Regions from separate parts of the Homo sapiens genome. Here region 2 is linked to region 1. A link is an interaction called in ENCODE POLR2A ChIA-PET data of the cell type or tissue named here. Cell type or tissue: PC-9. All regions are shown on one strand.

What was found. Peaks named below come from ENCODE experiments on the same cell type or tissue, not always from the same donor. Only the 100,000 strongest peaks of a DNase experiment are listed, where the experiment ranks them.
Region 2: POLR2A ChIA-PET joins it to region 1 with 22 read pairs; 2 of 35 experiments call an interaction of 5 or more read pairs at or near these places.

Annotation. Positions count from the first base shown.
Region 1 is chr17:44,381,369-44,389,368 of GRCh38, forward strand. ITGA2B (integrin subunit alpha 2b) reads right to left here. Exons shown (of 30, transcript NM_000419.5): 1 at 7,918-8,000; 2 at 4,642-4,763; 3 at 4,456-4,553; 4 at 4,183-4,348; 5 at 3,918-3,967; 6 at 3,796-3,841; 7 at 3,580-3,708; 8 at 3,170-3,217; 9 at 2,943-2,986; 10 at 2,717-2,770; 11 at 2,526-2,578; 12 at 2,125-2,336. Among named protein-coding and RNA genes, the nearest start is that of ITGA2B, 4.3 kb to the right of the region's middle. RefSeq lists an enhancer at 4,342-4,481. In PC-9, no CTCF peak of the experiment used is centred here; a DNase peak (open chromatin) is centred at 4,133; H3K4me3 peaks cover 1,211 bases.
Region 2 is chr17:43,956,013-43,964,012 of GRCh38, forward strand. It overlaps a transcript of PYY not described here. Among named protein-coding and RNA genes, the nearest start is that of PYY, 6.1 kb to the left of the region's middle. In PC-9, no CTCF peak of the experiment used is centred here; a DNase peak (open chromatin) is centred at 3,179; H3K27me3 peaks cover 325 bases.

The sequences.
Region 1 (8,000 bases):
GTCCTGGCTGGAGTGCAGTGGTGCGATCTCGGCTCACTGCAACCTCTGCCTCCCCCGTTAAAGTGATTCTTGTGCCTCAGCCTCTTCAGTAGCTGGGATTACAGGCGCCTACCACCATGCCCGGCTAATTTTTGTATTTTCAGTAGAGACGGGGTTTCACCACATTGGCCAGGCTGATCTCGAACTCCTGACCTCAAGTGATCTGCCCACCTTGGGCTCCCAAAGTGCTGGGATTACAGGTGTGAGCCACCGTGCCCAAGCCCCTTTTAAAATTTTTTTATTTTTAAGACAGTCTTGCACTGTCATTCAGGCTGAAGTGCAGTGGTGCAACCATGGCTTACTGCAGCCTCAACCTTCTGGACTAAAGCAATCCTCCCACCTCAGCTTCCCAAGCAGTTGAGACTATAGCCACCATGCCCAGCTAATTTTTAAAAATTTTTATGGAGACGAGATCTCCCTATGTTGGCCAGGCTGGTGTCAAACTCCTAGGCTCCAGTGATCCTCCTGCCTCGGCCTCCCAAAGTGCTGGGATTCCAGGTGTGAGCCACCGTGCCTGGCCATCTAGCATCTATTTCTAGCCTTCTCCATTCCATCAAACTCCCAGACCCCCCACACTTCCTTCAGCAGGTGACGTAATCTCTTACTTCAGGAAGAGAGGCAGCCCACTGTTATGCTATAATCCCACACCAACTTTCTTTTCCCTTTCCCCATTTGACCCTGGAAGAGGTTTCCTTCCTTCACCCTGACACTGGGCCAGTCACCCTCCCACCCCCTGAGGCATCACAGGGACTCTCTGCTGGCTCATCCCCCCATTTCCCCACAACATCATTTTCAACCTACTACATGTTCTTCCACATTGAAATAATCTTCCCTTGACCCTCATCTCTTTTCTGTGATCACCTTTTCTCTTTTTCCTCTTATAGTCAAACATGTTTTTTTTTTTCCTTTCTATTCCTCAAATTCCTTTTTACCACAAACCTGTTGAAAGAGCTGTCTACATTAGCTGCATCCAATTTTTCATCTCCATTCATACCTTACCCCATTGCATTCTGGCTTCTGACCCTATCTTGGCCTGAATCAATTTATGTCACTGTCACCAATAACCTCCCCTTCTTTTTTCTTTCTTCCTTTCTTTCTCTATTTTTTTTTTTATTTTGTTGAGATGGAGTCTTGCTCTGTCACCCAGGCTGGAGTGCAGTAGTGGCGCAAGCTCAGCTCAGTGCAACCTCCACTTCCCGGGTTCAAGAGATTCTCCTGCTTCAATTTCCCAAGTAGCTGGGATTACAGGTATGAGCCACCATGCCTGGCACCCTCTTCTTGCTAAAGCCCATGAATATTTCTCCAGCCCCACCTAATTGTATCTTGCAGCAGCAGCAGGAGCTGCAGCGCCCACTTCCTCCTGTGCATGCTCTTTAACGCATGCTCTTCCTTGAGTCCCGGGCCATCAGACCCCCTGGGTTCCCTCCTCCCTCTCTGGACACTCCTCTGTCTCCTTCTCAGACTTACCTCCTGTAGGAGTCACCTAAATGCTTTTGCTCCCTAGGGCTCTATCCTGGGCCTCTTATTTCACAGGTCCCGGGACCTCATCCACTTTCCCCAAACCCCTGTCTCCCATTCAGATCTCTCTTGTGGAAGCGGGGAGAGCCACTCCCAACTGTTCTTTGGATATTTCCGCCTAAAGCACCCAAGCCCTTCAAGCTCAACAGGTCCAGAGCTGAACTGCTGATCTCCCGCCTCTCCCCAGCACCTGCTGCACGGCCTGAGTTCCAGGCAGTGGAGGCCATCACAGGCACCCAACTCCAACCTCTCCCCTGGCCCCACATCCAGTCTCCCACCAAGTCCTAATAATCCGAGTCCTAAATATCTGTGAAGTCACTCCCATCTCTAACTCCACTGCCAAAATCCACATCCAGGTGGTCATTGTCTCTTGCTTGGATTAAGGCAAACACTTCCTAATTAGTCTTCAACTCTCCCATCTGCTCTCCACTCAGCACCCCATGTGTCTAAGCCACATACTTATATGCTTAAAACCCATCCTGGTTCTGGCTGCCCTCAGGCCAACTCCATGCTTTTTGAGTGGCTGTTAACCCCTCTGCAGCAAGTAGGGCTCCTCTCTTCCCTCACCATTGTAGCCATCCCGGTCGAGGTCGCCCAGGGGTGCGATGGCAGAGCCGAATCGCCCATAGAGCTGTGTGCCAGTCAGCAGGAGGCTGGGGGCACCCAGCGCGTGGGGGCCTCGCGGCTGCAGGAACAAATACACACGCCCCACTTCGGCCAGTTTTCGGTCTGCCCGGCTCTCCATATACAGTGGAGCGCCCACCAGCAGATCATGCCTCCTGTGGGCCAGATGAGTGGTTACATGGGACTGGACCAGGGGTATATTGGGGCTAGGGCCAAATCTCCTCGACCCTTGCTCTCCTGTTCCTCCAGTGGATACGTGAGACTAGGGCTAGGAAAGGGAGACAGAGGGCAGCTCTGGTAATTTGGGACCCAACTGGGTAGGGGTGGGGCATGTCCCTCCTCACCCATCCCCGTTGACGTCAGTGACAGCCACTGAATGCCCAAAATACGACGCCATCTGCAAGATGAGGAGCACCATCATTCACGCCGCTGGACAAGCATCCTCTTTAAGAAATGGGCCCTCACCTCCCATGAAATATTCTGAAGTCTCAGTTCCCCCTCCACCCAGCCACGCCCACTGGGACCTGGCCCCCACCTGCTCTCCGCGCAGCCGATGCAGCCTCTGGTAGTAGGAATCCAAAATTTCCACCTGCACGGACAGCGCAGGCGAGAGCATCATTCTTGTACCCAAAGCAACCTCCCACTCCAGGTGAGAAAGGGTGGTTTGGTGGAGGCGGGGCGGGGGTGGGGGGCGCTCAGGAGTTGTCAGCCTGAGAACTGGGATAAGGGGCTTCGGGAGGCCCAGTGGTGGGGGCACTTACCGCTCCCAGGGTCCAGCTCCAAGTGGGGGCACCGACGACATATTCTGGCGATAGGGAGAGCCAGGCTCAGGGAATGAGAGCCTTAGAACCTACCCACTTCCCGCTCCCCGTTCTGCACCCAGGGAAAAATGTGTGTGCAGGAAGATTTCCCTACATAGGGGAGATTTCAGGAAGGCGCTCCTCCCCGGGCTGGGCTACCCAACTCCCGCCCTAAGTGGATTTCTTGCCTGTAGTGTTGAGATCCCCGTCGAACTCGCCCACGGCCACCGAGTACCCTGAGGACAAGGGCGCAAATTAGTCTTTTCCAGGGGAGGAAGCACAGAGGGGACGGAGGGCAAAGAAGGAGGAGATTAAGGCCACTCAGCCCCAGCCCTGCATTGTGCAGATGGAAAAACGGAGGCCTTCGAGGGGCCAAGCCCTGCCCCAGGCTGCGCTACGAGTCCGCAGTGGAAGGGAGCGGTGGGCGCATGGGAGGTGGGCGGTCTGCGGGGAAGCCGCAGGAGCGGAGGGCGGGAGCGGCTTAGGCGGTGGGTTGGCCGGCAGGGGTGGCCATGGAGGCTCCCACAGGGGCAGGACCTGACCGTCTGCGGTGGGCGGTGACCCTCGGGGTGCTGGAAGTCTGGAATGGCGGTGTTACCCCAGTAGCCGTCGAAGTACTCTGGGTTGCTGGAGTCAAAGGAGAGGCTCTGGGAGGACACGTGCCACAAAAGGATGCCTGGGCGGTAACTCGAGAAAATATCCGCAACTGGAGCCTGGGCCAGGAGACCTAGGGCGGGAGGGACAGCGGGTGTGAAGCCCAAAGCGGTCTCCTTGGGCCGCGAGAAGGGAGGGAGGTGTACGGATGGGCACGTACCTAAGAAATAATAGCCGCCAGGAGCCCCAAGCACCAGCTCTCCGGCCTGGAAGGGAAGTCCTGAGGGTGAGAGGGGGCCCTGTTTGGGAGCCGCCCCCACTGCGCTTTTGCTCCCTACTCGCCTGAGTGACCACGGAGCTGAAGCCCGCTTCACAGTAACGCTTGTCCCAGCCTGCAGGAGACAAGGAGGAGGGGTCAGCGCAGGGGTGAAGGGAGGCGCGCGCGAGCCCGGAGGAGGGCTGGGGGACAGGGGCGGGGCCTTGAGTCGGCGGGGCCCTGGGGCGAGGCCAGATCCAAAGCAAGGGCTGCGGCGCTGGGGGCGGGATCCGATGGGGGCGGGGCCAAGCCGTCGCGAGTGGGCGGGGCCAGGTCGTAGCTGGCGCTTACTAAAATCATTTTCCACGTAAATGCGGCTCAGGGTGTTCCCGCGACAGGGGGAGTACTCGGCGCGGCGGCCGCTCTCTGGCTGAGCCAAAAAGCAGCTACCTACGGGCGTCTTCTCAGCCTCCTCAGTCTTTTCTAGGACGTTCCAGTGCTGCCAGGGGGCGCAGGCCTGGAGAAAGGCCACAGGAGTGGGGACGGGCGCGAGACTTGGGCTCCTCCTGGCCCCAGGTGTCCCTGCCCCCGATTGTTCCCTGTGCCCTGTACCGCGGGGCCCACCACAATGACGTCGCTCCAGCTGACGACCGACGCCCCCAGTCCTTGGCGGGCCTTGAAGGTTTGTAAAGTTTGGGAGCCTACATTTCGGGTCTCATCACCTGGAAGGCACAAGAAGGGGTGGGGCGCTGAAGCCCGGCAGTCCACGTCCCTCTGACCCCAACCTTGCTCTCCTTGCCTGGGACTCACGGAGGTCAAAGAGCAGCGAGGGGCACTGGCCGCCCTCGGCCCTCCAGGGGCACAGGAACACGCCGCCCGTCTCCTCCTGGCTGGGGCCCAGGGTCCGCGGGGCGCCCACCACGATGGCCACTCTGCATAGGAAAGCTGGGTGAGCGCCGCGCAGATTCCAGCGTATCCCAGGCCCTGGCGCCGGCGCTGGGAGCACTGCCCGGAAGGCCATGTGGCATGGGGGCACTGGACCATCTTTCCTCAATGACACCTCACAGACCACCGTGATGTACTTCTTCATCTTATGGACAGTGAAACCGACTCTCAGCGAGGGCAATCACGTGGCTAAAGTAACCCAGTGAGTTGAGAGTAGAGCTGGGACTATAACCATTTGGTTTGATTTGAACACCAGGGGTTTGAGATCTTTGCTGAAAAAGACCTAAACTCTGTACAACACCTCCATCCTTCCACCCGCAACAAGAACCAGCGGTTCACATGCTCCCTGGAATGCCTGCCTAGACTGTTACCAGATCCCCTCTTGAGAGCTGGTTTTAATGAGGGAAGGTAGCGGGTACCTCTAAAGTGGGGCTGGAGTGTGTGTGCTGATAGGAGGACCCTAGCAGATCTAGGTTTAAATCACAATTCTGCCATATGTGAAATAGGAATACCAATTTCATAACCAATGACTGGTTTTCACAACCAGTCAATGCTGTCAGGAGTAAATGTAATAAATACGAGTAACGGTTAGCATGGTCCCAGCCAAATACATAACAAACGCTCTTGAAACAATGCTATAATTTTAAAAAATAATTTTGTTGTTTTGAGACAGGGTCTCATTCTGTTGCCCAGCTGGAGTGCAGCAGCATGATCACAGCTCACTGTAGCCTTGATCTCCAGGGCTCAAGCAATCCTCTCCCCTCAGCCACCCTAGTAGCTGGGACTGCGGGTGTGCAACACCATGCCTGGCTAATTAAAAAAAATTTTTTTATAGGCTGGGCATGGTGGCTCACACCTGTAATCCCAGCACTTTGGGAGGCCAAGGGATTACAGGCGTGAGCCTCTGTGTCTGGCCCATAATATTTTTTTAGCCTGCAGGATGTTTAAGTAGTGCCAATGGGATCACTACTTATAGGAGGGGAAATCAGCAGGAGTGGGCACAGGAAGGAGTTGAGCTGATTCAGGCCCAATGACAGCATTCGCCAACACCCCACGAGCTTTGGAACTAGAATGACCCTTCAAAATTGTCAGAGTTGGCCGGGTGTGGTGGCTCACGCCTGTAATCCCAGTACTTTGGGAGGCCGAGGCAGGCTGATCACCTGAGGTCAGGAGTTTGAGACCAGCCTGGCCAACATAGTGAAACCCTGTCTCTACTAAAAATACAAAAATTAGCCGGGCATGGTGGCATGCACCTGTAATCCCAGCTACTCGGGAGGCTGAGACAGGAGAATCGTTTGAACCCAGGAGGCAGAGGTTGCAGTGAGCCGAGATCACCCCATTGCACTCCAGCCTGGGCAACGAGAGCGAAACTCCATCTCAAAAAAAAAGAAGAAAAAAAGTCTGGGCATGGTGGCTGAAGCCTGTAATCCCAGCACTTTGGGAGGCCAAGGCGGGTGGATCACCTGAAGTTGGGAGTTCGAGACCACCCTGACCAACATGGAGAAACCTCGTCTCTACTAAAAATACAAAATTAGCCGGGTGTGGTGGCACATGCCTGTAATCCCAGCTACGCGGGAGGCTGTGGCAGGAGAATCGCTTGAACCCGGGAGGCAGAAGTTGCGGTGAGCCAGTGATTGTGCCATTGCACTCCAGCCTGGGCAACAAGAGCGAAACCCCATCTCAAAAAAAAAAAAAAAAAAAAAAAAAAAAGAAGAAGAAGAAAAAAAGAATTGTCAGAGTTGATGAAAGAGGGCTGGACCCTTATCAAATGCCTCCCCCACACCTGCCTCCACTCTCCCCACTCACCCACTTCTCATTGATCAGACACTGGATGTGGGCCATCTTGGGAGGGGACTTGGAGTGAACTGGCTCTCTTCAGCAGAGGAAATCCCCTAAGTGGCTGACACTTGAAGGCTATCTGCCATTGCCACCCATTGCCACTCCCTGAAGCTGGTGGGCACAGTGTCTCTCACAATAGTAGCTCAGGGTACACGCTATGAAGAGGAGGAGCCAAGACTCTAATCTTGGCACTCTTGATTCTGAAGCCTGATCAATACTAATCATTAATGACCTATTGCTTCTTTTCAAATATTTATAATGTTGATGGAGATGAGGGAAATGGAACAGAAATGCAAGGTGCGGGAGGGTAGACAACTTTAGTTCTGCAAATCAATTTAGGACATGTGCTCCTCTCCACATTTCCTTTCTTTTTTTTTTTTTTTTTTTTTTGAGACAGAGTTTCGCTCTCGTTGCCCAGGCTGGAGTGCAATGGCATGATCTCGGCTCACCACAACCTCTGCCTCTCAGGTTCAAACGATTCTCCTGCCTCAGCCTCCCGAGTAGCTGGGATTACAAGCATGCGGCACCACGCCCGGCTAATTTTTTTTTTTTTGAGACGGAGTGTCACTCTGTCACCCAGGCTGGAGTGCAGTGGCATGATCTCAGCTCACTGCAACCTCCACCTCCCGGGTTCAAGTGATTCTCCTACCTCAGCCTCCCGAGTAGCTGGGACTACAGGAGTGTGCCACCACGCTCAGCTAATTTTTGTATTTTTAATAGAGACAGGGTTTCACCATATTGGCCAGGCTGGTCTTGAACTCCTGACCTCATGATCTGCCCACCTCTGCCTCCCAAAGTGCTGGGATTGCAGGTGTGAGCCACTGTGCCTGGTCTCTTTTTTTTTTTTTTTTTTGTATTTTTAGTAGAGACGGGGTTTCTCCATGTTGGTCAGGCTGGTCTCGAATTCTCGACCTCAGGTGATCTGCCCGCCTCGGCCTCCCAAAGTGCTGGGATTACAGGCATGAGCCACCGCGCCCGGCCTCCTCTCTGCATTTCAAGGTGTTGAGGGTGGAGTGGTTCATACAACTGACCCTTGGGGAAAAAATAAAGCATCAACTCTTGTCTTCCCTTTGTTCTTGCTGTAGTTTTCAGTGCCCATCAGCCCACATGTGCCCTGCCCTTATACCTTCACCTGAGCCAGTCCCCTGGACCCCAACATTCTTGACAAGAAATCAACCTGAATAGGCCCCACAAGTCACCTTGCTCAACTGCTATCGCAAATGGGAAACTCGAAGCCCCCAGAAGCAGTGATGGGGAGGGGTCCTGCTCTCTCCCAATACCCCAACTTCCCTTACGGCTCACCTCCCATGGCTGTCCTTGTGGAAGTCCAGTGAAAATCCAAACTGGCTGCCATTGGGGCCTGCATAGAAGGTGAGCTGCACTGG
Region 2 (8,000 bases), 430 kb before region 1:
ACAGAGACGAAGGAAACTGTGAGATGGCCATGGGGAATCTGACATCCCTGGAACCCTGTCATGTCTTGGGGAATGTGGAGTCCAAGGACAGATGGGAAGAGAGGAGAGACACTGTAGAAGCTAGAGGGCATGGGGTGGCCTGAATTCGGGCTACAACCTCTGAAGAAGTCACTTCCTCATTTATAGCCAAAGTAAATGGGCCCCTAGGTGGTCTCAGTGTGGACCAGGAGCCAGCCGCACATCCCCGCAAACCCTCTCTATCCCTCATACCCCCACCCTCCAATCTCACTCCCCAATTACAGGGCAAGCTGATTGGTTCATTAATCACCGCCTCCTCATCGAAGAGCTTATTAACTTGTTGATTAGCGGGGAAAATGTCTCAGCCCTCGATCAATGGGCTCAGCCACCCCCCGATCCACACACCCACACCCATCATTGCTGCATGACTCAGTGGCCATGAGACATGTCTAGGGTGTGAGGGGGGAAACTTCAGAAACAATTGTTTTTGTAGAAGTGAGACCAGGACCTGCCTCCGGTTTGTCCTTGAAGGGTGGGGGACAGAATCAAAGGGGAGGGGACAGAATCAGAATGGTCCCCATTCTGAGAGCACCTGGCAAGGCCACCCCAAGTCAGGGAGACCATGGACCTGGACCCCAGCCAACAATTCTCCTTGTCCAGTGGGCTCAAGGGCCACTCATCAAGATGGTGTGGCCTCTGCCATTCATCCCCAGAGGCTTAGAATTCTGTACCCCATCACCCACCTGCCTGTACCCACTCCCCACACACAAGGCCTCACTTTGATCACCATGCACTGTGTGGCACTGCTCCACTGCTTTCCACCCTCAGGCATTTCCTCATGCCCAGGGTCCTAGAGATAGCAGGTTGTCATACAGCAAGTGTAATTCAGGCCAGGCGTGGTGCTCACGCCTGTAATCCCAGCACTTTGGGAGGCCAAGGTGAGTGGATCACGAGGTCAGGAGTTCAAGACCAGCCTGGCCAACATGGTGAAACCCCATCTGTACTACAAATACAAAAATTAGCCAAGCGTCGTGGCGCATGCCTGTAGTCCCAGCTACTCTGGAGGCTGAAGCAGGAAAATTGCTTGAATCCAGGAGGCAGAGGTTGCAGTGAGCCAAGATCGCGCCACTGTACTCCAGCCTGAGCGACAGAGTGAAACTGTCTCCAAAAAAAAAAAAAAAAAAAAGTAATTCAATCCTCATTCAACAAGCACTTAAGTCCCTGCTGTGTGCCAGGCACTGATCTAGGCACTGGGATAGAGTAGTGAACAAACAGGCAAAATCCTTGCCCTTATAGAGCTCACATTCTAGTGACAGGAAATAGAAAATAAATAAATAAGCATGGAGGCTGGGTGCGGTGGCTCACGCCTGTAATCCCAGCACTTTGGGAGGCCAAGGCAGGTGGATCATCTGAGGCCAGGAGTTCAAGACCAGCCTGGTCAACATGGTGAAACCCCGTCTCTACTAAAACTACAAAAATTAGCCAAGCGCAGTGGCGGGCGCCTGTAATCCAGCTACTTAGGAGGCTATGGCATGAGAATCACTTGAATCCAGGAGGCAGAGGTTGCAGTGAGCCGAGATGGTGCCACTGCACTCCAGCCTTGGTGACAGAGTGAGAATCTGTCTCAAATAAATGAATAAATACATAAATAAATAAATAAGCATGGAATATGTCTGATAAGTGCTATAGAGAAAAATCAGAGCCGGGTGTAGTGGCTCATGTCTTTCCCAGTGCGCTGGGAGACCACGTTGGAGGATCGCTCACTTGAGCCCAGGAAGGAAGTGAGGAAGCAAACCATGAAGCTACCTTGAGAAGAGCAGGGGGTGGGTTTAGGAAACAGCGATGCCAAGAAGTAAGGGATTTTCACTTTTTATGGTAGGAGCTCTCCTAGGAGCTCTCCCTCTTACCTGAAGCTTCTGCAAAACACAGTAACAGATACTTGTGGTGTGCTGCGCGCCCAAGGCTCAGGCTTCGCTCTAGGACAGAGGTAGGCAAACTCTGTAAAGGAGCAGATAGTAAATATTTTAGGCTTTGTGGTCCATAGAGTTTCTGTTGACACCGTTAGGTTCATCCACCGTAGCTTGAAAGCAGCCACTGAATACACCAAAAAAAAAAAAAAAAAAAAAAGAATGGGCATGGTAGTGCTTCAGTAAATCTTTACTTACAGACATTAAAGTTTGAATTTTATATAATTTTCATGTCATAAAATTTTTTTAGTTTATTTCAACTGTTTACAGATTCAACCACTTTAAAAGCCATTCTTTTTATTATTATTGAGCTCAAGGGATCCTTCGGCCTCAGCCACCCAAAATGCTGAGATTATAGGTGTGAGTCACTGTGCCTGACCTAAAAGGCATTTTTTTTTTTTTTGAGACGGAGTCTTACTGTGTCACCCAGGCTGGAGTGCAGCAGCATGATCTCAGCTCACTGCAACCTCTGCCTTCCTTCAAGAGATTCTCCTGCCTCAACCTCCCAAGTAGCTGGAATTACAGGCACATGCCACCACGCCTGGCTAATTTTTGTATTTTTAGTAGAGATGGGGTTTCACCATGTTGGCCAGGCTGGTCTCGAACTCCCAGCCTCAAGTGATCCGCCTGCCTTGGCCTCCCAAAGTGCTGGGATTACGAGTGTGAGCCACCACACCCGGCCCCTAAAAGGCATTTTAACCCATAGAATGTACAAAAACAGGCCCACAGGGCCGTAGTTTGCTGACCCCTGGTCTAGAAAAGCAAGAATTCAGCTACCTCTGGGTTGAGTTGCCTTTTGGTTGGATGTGTCCCTAGCCTGTTTATGCCAGGTGTATTTGTCATTGTAATCATATAATTGAATTAAATATTATATAAACTGATGAAATATGAGTGCATAAAGAATTGTTTCCTTGCAAACTACGTTAAATGCTTTGGAAGTAATACACAAAGAGATTTGCTGACATGTTGAATTAGATGTGAAAGATAAACCATTAAGGGAAAATCCTAAAAATCTAGAAGTGTGCTACATCAGATTGCTTCACAAGTGTCTTTAAGTTTAAAGAAACTGGAAATAACAGGTGACAAATTATAGGATTGTGGGTGTGATTTATGCAAGAAAGTCAAAGGGTAATTTGAGTCAAGACACCCAAAGAAAAATTCGTGCCTCAATGTGAATTTTGTGTTTGAAATCAAAACAAAGTGACTAAGACCTGTATGTGTCTTTATGATTGCCCATTTAAGCTGACTTTTTCAAAACACTGGTCAATGACTCAGACCTGTTTATATCAAAACAAGGGCTTCTCTAGTACTTTATATATTTCCAATATAGTTTGAATGTTTAAAGGGTATTTCTATTTAATGGCTTAAATAACAACCAAAGAATTTTTAAAAACCAATAAAAATAGGCTGGGTGCAGTGGCTCATGCCTGTAATCCCCACACTTTGGGAGACCAAGGCGGGCGGATCACCTGAAGCCAGGAGTTTGAGACCAGCCTGGCCATGTCGAAACCCTGTCTGTACTAAAAATACAAAAATTAGCTGGGTATGGTGATGCATGCCTATAATCCCAGCTACTTGCGAGACTGAGGCAGGAGAATCACTTGAACCTGGGAGGCGGAGATTGTAATGAGCCAAGATCGCTCCACAGCGCTCCAGCCTGGGTGACAGAGCGAGACTACGTCTCAAAAAAGAAAAAAAATAAAAATAAAAATAAAATGCTGGTGTGTGTTGCGAAGCCTGAAATTAGATACTGTGAGGGTCCCTGGGCGCCAGCCCCTGTGAGTTCTGCGCACATCCCCTCCACATGAATGCTCCTGTTTGAATCCAAAACTTTTTTAAGGGCCCAACAGTCTCAAGAGGCCTGTGCTGCAGGTGCAGAAACTCAAGTCCTGAAAGAGGTATGGATTCAGGGAGAAACAGTTCTGACCTAGGTCAGACACAGTCAGCTCCCTGATTCACCAGGCCCTTATGGACTTGTGTCTTTGTGGCTCCTGGCATCTGATGTGATACTGGCATGTGTGTGCTCCTAGGTTATTGAATCAGTCAGTCAACATGTGAACATATTAGCTAAGATATTCATGCACCCCCCCTTAATAGATACCAAATAGCGGTAGCTTAAATATCATAGATGTTTATTTCTCTCTTGTATAAGAAACCAAGCTGGTAGCCAGGGGATAGGGTGCCTCTGATCTACAAGGAGCCCAAACACCATCTATCTTGTTACTCCAAGTTATGCACCCATCTACATGGTTTAAGAATGTTTGGCCGGGCGCGGTAGCTCACACCTGTAATCCCAGCACTTTGGGAGGCCAAGGCGGGTGGGTCACCTGAGATCAGGAGTTCTAGACCAGCCTGGCCAACATGGTGAAACCCCATCTCTACTAAAAATGCAAAAATTAGCCAGGCATGGTGGCAGGTGCCTGTAATCCCAGCTACTCAGGTGGGCCGAGGCAGGAGAATCACTTGAACTGGGAGGCGGAGGTTGCAATGAACTGAGGCACTCCAGCCCGAGGGACGAGAGTGAGACTTTGTCTCAAAAAAAAAAAAAAAAAAAAAAACAATATTCATTAGGCCAGACGCAGTGGCTCACGCCTGTAATCCCAGCACTTTGGGAGGCCAAGGTGGTGGATCACCGAGGTCAGGAGTTGGAGACCAGCCTGGCCAACATGGTGAAACCCCGTCTCTACCAAAAATACAAAAAAATTAGTCAGGCATGGTGGCGGGTGCCTGTAATCCCAGCTACTCAGGAGACTGAGGCAGCAGAATTGCTTGAACCCAGGAGGCGGGGATTGCAGTGAGCTGAGATCATGCCACTGCACTCCAACCTGGGTGATAGAGTAAGACTCCGTCGCAAAAAAAAAAAAAACGGTGTTCATTACCCCACATTCACATTCCAGGCCACCGGGATGAGAAACAAGGAAGTTAAGAGTTTGGTATGGTAGAGGTCAGGTTCCTGGCCCACACCTGTAATCTCAGCACTTTGGGAGGCTGAGGCAGGAGGACACTTGAGCCCAGGAATTTGAGACCAGCCTGGGCAACATAACAGGATCCTGTCTCTACCCAAACAATAAAAAATAAATTAGCCTGGTATGGTGGTGCATGCCTGTAGTCACAGCTACTTGGGAGGCTGAGGTGGGAGGATCGCTTGAGCCTGAGGAGTCAGAGCTGCAGTGAGTTGTGATTGCTCCACTGCACTCCAGCCTGGGCAACAGAGCAAAACCCCATCTCAAAAAAAAAAACAAACAAGCAAACCAAAAAAGCAAAGTCGGGGAGGAGGGAAAGTATCAGGAAGAATAGCTAATGGCTGCTGGGCTTAATACCTAGGTGATGGGATGATTTGTGCAGCAAACCACCATGGCACATATTTACCTATGTAACAAACCTGCACATCCTGTACATGTACCCCTCAATTTAAAAGTTGGAAATAAAGAGTATGATGAGGAAGCTGCATTGCTTCCTGTGCTCCTGTCCCATTGGCCAGAACTTAGTCACGTGGCCATGCCTAGCTAGAAGGCCCTTGGCTCTGTTTTGCTCCATTTTCTTTTTCTTTTTACTTTTTTTGAGATGGAGTCTCGCTCTGTCACCCAAGCTGGAGTGCAGTGGCGCAATCTCAGCTCACTGCAACCTCCGCCTCCTGGGTTCAAGTGATTCTTGTGCCTCAGCCTCCCGAGTAGCTGGGATTACAGGAGTGCGCCACCACACCCGGCTAAGTTTTGTATTTTTAGTAGAGACAGGGTTTCCCCCATGTTGGCCAGGCTGGTCTTGAACTCCTGACCTCAGCCTCCCAAAGTGCTGAGATTATAGGCGTGAGCCACCGTGCCCGGCCTGTTTTATTCCATTTTCCCCAACCCTCATGCCAGCCCAATTTCTGTCTTCTCTGCCTCCAAACTCAGCTATCTCTTACCACATTGAAAGTGGCCTTCACCTCAGCATGCATCCTCCTCCTCCCTCAATCCCCTGCCTGGAAGTGGGAGCCTGTCACCCTACCTCACGCATCTTTTCCTTTCACTCTTTCCCATCAGTCTTAGGAAAGAGACCATAAATTGTTCCCCAGTACCTATTTTCCCCTTCTTCTCTTACAATAGAGTTTAGCTGAGTATATGGCTTCCCAGCTAATCACTACATTTCCCAGTCTCCCTTGCAGCCAAGTGACTTCTTGTGACTAAGTTCCGGCCAATGGATGTGAGCAAGAGTGATGTGTGCCACTCTCAAAATGTGCTATTAGAAGGAATGGGGGTACCCTCTCACTCCTCTATTTCCCCCCTTCCATGACCCTTAATGCAATGCCAAATGGAAATGTAAAAATGAGCCATTTTCCAGCTTTATTGAGGTATCATTAACCAATAAAATTGTATATACTTAAAGTGTACAATGTGATGATTTGATATATGTATACATTGTAAAATGATTACTGCAACCAAATTAACACATCCATCACCTCACATTGTTACTTTTTCTTATGTGAGAATGCTTAAGATCTACACTCTATAGTACAGTATTATTAACTATTAACTATAGTCACCATGCTGTACAAAAAATGAGCATTCTTGACCACGTGAATGAAGGAATCTTTTAGTCACAGGGGTGCCCTCAGACTGCCGGGACCAATTTGCCTGCATCACGTTGGAAGTGCCTGGGGCTTCCCCATTCCCCAGGGGCGGGTTTAACCAATGACTGATGAATTTAGGGGCATAAACACTTCAGTTTGCCTCTGATTTGTATGACTTGAGATGTAGTCAACAGGTGTTACCTGGAAAGTGCAATGGGCATTTTTTGGGGGGCGGCACACAGCTGCTGAAACAGCCATCACAGTAGCAGGCGAGGGCAAGGGCACCAATGCCCTCGTTCAAGTCTAAAGGGCCTGGAGAAGTTCTTGTCCCCTGAGCTCTCAGCACTGACCCGCCAGGGCTCCCTTATGGTACTGAACCCACAGATAAGCCACTAAGAGCAGGATCAAAATTAAGCAGCACAGAGACAAGAAAAGGGGGAGAAAGAGATCCAGATAAAAAGGGGAGAGAGGAACAGAGCCAGAAAAAGCTCAGACCAAAGCCACCGTCATTTTCACATTACGTGAAAACAATAAAAGGAAGAGATTTGTGAAGTTAGAAAAACTCTCTGGTGAAGCCTCCTTCTGAAAATTCAGGAAAATTAGTTTCACATAAAAATTAGCAATGTAAAAGTATTAAGCTCAAATCCCATACAAAACTATTATGAGAAAAATAGCCCTGAGCTGGGCACGGTGGCTCATCCCTGTAATCCCAGCACTTTGGGAGGCTGAGGCAGGCGGATCACTTGAAGTCAGGAGTTCTAGACTACTCTGGCCAACATGGTGAAACCTCGTCTCTACTAAAAATACAAAAATTATCCAGGCGTGGTAGCACACACCTGTAATCCCAGCTACTCAGGAGGCTGAGACAGGAGAATCACTTGAACCCAGGAGGCGGAGGTTACAGCGAGCTGAGATCATGCCATTGCACTCCAGCCTGGGCAGCAGAGTGAAACTCCATCTCAAAAAAAAAAAAAAAGAAAGAAAGAAGGAAGAGAAGGAAGGGAAGGAAGGAAGGAAGGAAGGAAAAGAAAGAAAGAAAGAAAGAAAGAAAGAAAGAAAGAAAGAAAGAAAGAAAGAAAGAGAAAGAAAGAAAAGAGAGAACAGAGAGAAAAGAAAGAAAAAGAGAAAAATAACCCTGACCAGGTGCAGTGGCTCACGCCTGTAATCCCCCAACACTTTGGGAAGCCGAGGTGGGTGGATCGCTTGAGCCCAGGAGTTCGAGACTAGACTGGGCAACATAAAGAGACCCTATTTCTACCAAAAATACAAAAAAAAAAATTCTGATATGGATGGTCAAAATAGGAAAAAAATACAAAAAATAGCTGAATATGATGGCATGCACTTTTAGTCCCACTACTTAGAAGGCTGTGGTGGGAGGATTGCTTGAGCCGAGATCAAGGCTGCAGTGAGCTGTGAACGTGCCACTGCACTCCAGCCTGGTGACAGAGAGAGACCCTGTCTCTATA